Regions from separate parts of the Homo sapiens genome. Here region 1 is linked to region 2. Evidence: read pairs that join two places in POLR2A ChIA-PET (ENCODE). Cell type or tissue: Caco-2. All regions are shown on one strand. Region 1 has its middle 32 kb from the start of VRTN. Region 2 overlaps LTBP2 (latent transforming growth factor beta binding protein 2).

The links. Peaks named below come from ENCODE experiments on the same cell type or tissue, not always from the same donor. Only the 100,000 strongest peaks of a DNase experiment are listed, where the experiment ranks them.
Region 1: POLR2A ChIA-PET joins it to region 2 with 8 read pairs; 3 of 35 experiments call an interaction of 5 or more read pairs at or near these places.

Annotation. Positions count from the first base shown.
Region 1 is chr14:74,379,511-74,382,010 of GRCh38, forward strand. No RefSeq gene overlaps it. Among named protein-coding and RNA genes, the nearest start is that of VRTN, 32 kb to the left of the region's middle. In Caco-2, no CTCF peak of the experiment used is centred here; no DNase peak of the experiment used is centred here.
Region 2 is chr14:74,561,754-74,564,253 of GRCh38, forward strand. All of the region lies in intron 3 of LTBP2 (latent transforming growth factor beta binding protein 2), which reads right to left. Among named protein-coding and RNA genes, the nearest start is that of LTBP2, 49 kb to the right of the region's middle. In Caco-2, no CTCF peak of the experiment used is centred here; a DNase peak (open chromatin) is centred at 1,288.

The DNA of each region.
Region 1 (2,500 bases), 180 kb before region 2:
CTTTAACCCAGGAGACGGAGGTTTCAGTGAGGTGAGGTTGTGCCACTGCACTCCAGCCTGGGTGACAGAGTGAGACTCTATCTCAAAAGAAAAAGTAAAAAAAAAAGAAAAAATTTAAAAATTAATTTAGTGTAGCCTAAATATACAGCGTTTATATGATCTGGAGTAGAGCACAGTCATGCCCTAAGCCTTTACGGTCACTCACCACTCACTCACTCACTCACCCAGAGCAACTTCCGGTCCTGCAAACTCCCTTCATAGTAAGTGCCCTATACAGGTGTATAATTAAAAAGAAAATATTTTATACCATGGTTTTACTGTACCTCCATGGTTTTACTGTACCTTTTTAAAATAAATAAATTTATCTGAGACAAGATCTCACTCTGTTAACCAGGCTGGAGTGCAGTGGTGGGATCAAGGCTCACTGCAGCCTCAAGTTCCCAAGCTCAAGCAATCTTCTCACCTCAGCCTCCAGAGTAACTGGGACCACAGGTGTGCGCCACCATGCCTAGCTAATTTTTTGATTTTTTTTTTTTTTTTTTTGTAGAGATGAGGTCTCACTATGTTGCCTAGGCTGGTCTTGAACTCCTGGGCTCAAGTAATCCTCCCGCCTTGGCCTCCCAAAGTGTTGGGATTGCAGGTGTAATCCCAACAGCTACTCAGGAGTACAGGCCGTGCCTGGCCTTACTGTACCTTTTCTATGTTTAGATACACAAATACTTATCATTGCATTGTAATTGGCTACAGTGTTCAGTCCAGCAACGTGCGGTATAGATTTGTAGCCTAGGAGCAATAGGCTGTAGCACATAGCCTGCATGTGTAGTAGGCTGCACCACTTAGGTTTGCGTAAGTGCATTCTATCACGTTCGCACAATGACAAAATTACCTAGCATCGAATTTCTTGGAATGTATCACTGTTGTTAAGTAATGCATGACTGTACATACCGAACAGAATGTAAACATATGTTTAGCAAGAATGTGTTTAAGAATATTCATAAAAACTTTTCATAATAACCAAAGGAAATAATCTGAATGCCCGTCAACAGTAGGATGGATAAATAAGCTGTGGTGTAGTTACATAATGGAATGCTACGTGATAATGAGAATGAATGATCTACAGCTATACTCAACAATGTGGATCAATCTTAAAAAAACATGTTGAGCTAAAGAAGCCAGATATGAAAGAGGAGTTATGGTATTATTCCATTTATGTAAAGCACAAAAACAAGCAAAACTAATTTATGCTGTTAGAAGTCAGGATAATGGTCACCTTTGGGGAGAGATAGTACTTGGAAGGAAGCATGAGGGGGCACTTACGGTGTGTTGGAAATGCTCTGGTTTTTTTTTTTTTTTTGAGACAGAGTCTTGCTGTGTCGCCTAGGCTGGAATGCAATGGCACATCTCGGCTCACTGCAGTCTCCGCCTCCTGGGTTCAAGCGATTCTCCTACCTCAGCCTCTCGAGTGGCTGGGATTACAGGAGCATGCCACTATGCCTGGATACCTTTTGTGTTTTTAGTAGAGACGGGGTTTCACCACATTGGCCAGGCTGATCTCGAACTCCCGACCTCGTGATCCTCCCACCCCAGCCACCCAAAGTGCTGGGATTACAGGCATGAATCACCGCGCCCGGCCATGCTCTGTATTTTTTTTTAGAGACAGGGCTCACTCTGTCAGAGCTCACTGGAGCCCTAAATTTCTGGGGCTCAAGTGATCCTCCCGTCTTAGCCTCCCAAGTAGCTGGGATTATAGGCATGTGCCACTACCCTTGCCAGAAATGCTGTTTCTTAAACCAAATTCTAGTACATGGGTGTGTTCAGTTTGTGAGAATTTGCCAAGCTGTATACTTGTGTTTGGGTACTTTATGTATATGTCAATAAAAAGTTTAAAAAAAAAAAAAAAAACCCAGGCCGGGCGCGGTGGCTCACACCTGTAATCCCAGCACTTTGGGAGGCCGAGGCGGGTGGATCACGAGGTCAGGGGTTCGAGACCAGCCTGACCAACATGGTGAAACCCTGTCTCTACTAAAAATACAAAAATTAGCTGGGTGTAGTGGCGGGCGCCTGTAATCCCAGCTACTCAGGAGGCTGAGGCAGGAGAATTGCTTGAACCTGGGAGGCGGAGGTTGCAGCGAGCTGAGATCGCGCCACTGCATTCCAGCCTGGCGACAGAGCGAGACTCCGTCTCCAAAAAAAAAAAAAAACAAACAAACCCCAGATTCCTGGGTTGAGAAATGCCATTAAGAAAACAAACAGGCAAGCTACAAATTGGGAAAAAATATTCGTAAAACATACCTGACAAAGAACTGGTAGACAGGATATAAGAGAATTTCTGCAACTTAATAAAGACAAATGACTCAATTACAACAAAATTGACAAAAAATATGAACCGACACTTCACAAAAAAAGATATACATGTGGCCAATAAGTACATGAAATTGTGCTCAAAATCGTAAGACACAAGGGAAATGAAAATTAAAATCACAATGAGGGCCAGGAGTGG
Region 2 (2,500 bases):
GTGTACACATAACTAGGACCCACGATGGACTGTGTTGGAGAGCAGAGGTACAGGAGTTCAGATAGAATACAGACCATATCTAGGAGAAGGATCCAGGGAGCTTCAGGGATAGATAGGATTTTAACAGACCCAAAATGAGGAGGCAGACATTCCAGATTAGAAAAACAACATAAGGGCCAGGCACGGTGGCTCAAGCCTGTAATCTCAGCACTTTGGGAGGCCGAGGCGGATGGATCACCTGAGGTCAGGAGTTTGAGACCAGCCTGGCCAACATGCTGAAACGCTGTCTCTACTAAAAATACAAAAATTAGCTGGGCGTGTTGGTGGGCACCTGTAATCCCAGCTACTTTGGAGGCTGAGGCAGGAGAATTACTTGAACCTGGGAGGTGGAGGTTGCAGTGAACCGAGATTGCACCACTGCACTCCAGCCTGGGTGACAAGAGTGAGACTCCGTCTCAGAAAAAAAAAAAGAAAAGAAAAGAAAAGAAAAATAACATAAGAAGTGCATGGAGGTGGGAAGCACAGGCCATGTTTGAAGAAGAATAAGCACCATTTGGGTAAAGCACAGATTAGAGGGGAGAGGGGGGAAGGGAAATCATTCCAATTCAATGCCTATCAGGTGGCAGGTATCATGCTAAGTGTTTTAGCTAATATATCATTTACTTGTCCAAACAATTCTATGATCAAAAACCCCTGCTTGGCCAAACCCACCTTAAAGTAAAAAGACAAATGACATGGTGGGAAAAATATGTGCAACTCGTATCAGAGAGAAAAGATGAGTCTCCATAATATCAGAGTTCCTAGAAACAGAAATGTCAGAGACCAACAGCCTTAAAAGAAAAATCAGCAAGGAATATGAACAGGTCACAGAAAAAAAAATACAAATATTTCTTGAACCCAGAAAAATATGCTTAACCTTTCTCCTTGTAAGGGATGTGCAAATGAAAACTATGCTGAGGTAGCATTTTTTAATCCATCAGATTAGAAAAAAACCCAAAGGTTTAATAACATACTCATTTGTGAGACTATGCAGAAACAGACGCTCTCGGATGCTGCTGGCAGGAATGTAAATTGACATGACCCTTCTGGAAAGCAATTTGGCAACGTCTATCCACATCCCAATGCATCTGTGCTTTGACCCTGCTGCTCCACCTCCAAGACTATCCTGCAGATAAACCTTCTGTGGTAGGTGTTGCTGCCCTGCCCTGGTCCCCTTTCTGGCTTGTGTATCTGCAAGTGTAGCAGCTAAAGGCTTATACCTGTGATTTCTTCCAAGCCATGCTCTTGGCTGATGGGAACCACCTGAGAAGCTCCTCCCACCACCATGACCACACAGCCAATGACTGCCTGAAAGGGAAGTTCAAAAGCCTGGGCCCCCAGGCCTTAAGGAGAAACAACTTTGTAAGCTCTATCCTCAATCAGGTCAAAGCTTGATTTACCTGGGACCACATCTTTACTTGGCTCTCTCCCCTTTCCCACACTGCTTTCTTCTTTCCTTTCGCATTTCCCCCGCAAAATCACACACACTGGAATCCCACCTCTAGGGGACCCGACCTAAGACACTCGTAAATGTCCAAAATGATACATGAACAAGACTATTTACAGAAGCACTATTTTGTAATAGCAAAATAGTTTGTACAGAATGAAAACAACTTAAGTGTCCTTCAGTAGGGGATTGGTTAAACAAACAAGGATCTGCTGGCAGAATGGGGTAATAGGCCCTGGAAACACAGCGGCAGCTCCTTTACATCAATAAGTTAAGCTTTCCAAGATACACTGAAAAGTGAAAGCACAACAGCCCAATCCCACCACTGACTGTTTTTGTACAGACTATGACCTAACAATGGTTTTCACATGTTTAAATGGCGGAAAAGAAATCAAAAAAAGAATAATACCTCAAGACATGAGCAAATGATATGAAATTCAAATTTAAGCATCTATAAAGTTTAACTGGAACACAGCTGCCCTCCTCATCTGTGACTGGTTTTGCTCTCCAATGGCACCGCTGAGTAGTTGCAGAAACCATATGTCACAGAAAATCTAAAATATTTACTGTCTGGCCATTTATGGAAGTCTGCTGGCTCCTGGTGTAGGGCATGTGAACTCCTGTGTAACATACAGAAAATAAGGATATATGTTGCAGTTATTTGCATATTCATAAAGCAACCTTGGAAGGATACCCTGGAATATTAATAACAGTGGTTACCTACGTATGTGGCAGGGTGGAGAACAGGAAGTGGGAAGTGGGTGGGTAGGGAATAAACTGGTGCTATATATATATTTATATATATATATTTATATATATATTTATATATATATATTTATATATATATTTATATATATATTTATATATATATTTATATATATATATTTATATATATATTTATATATATATATTTATATATATATTTATATATATATTTATATATATATTTATATATATATTTATATATATTTATATATATATTTATATATATATTTATATATATTTATATATATT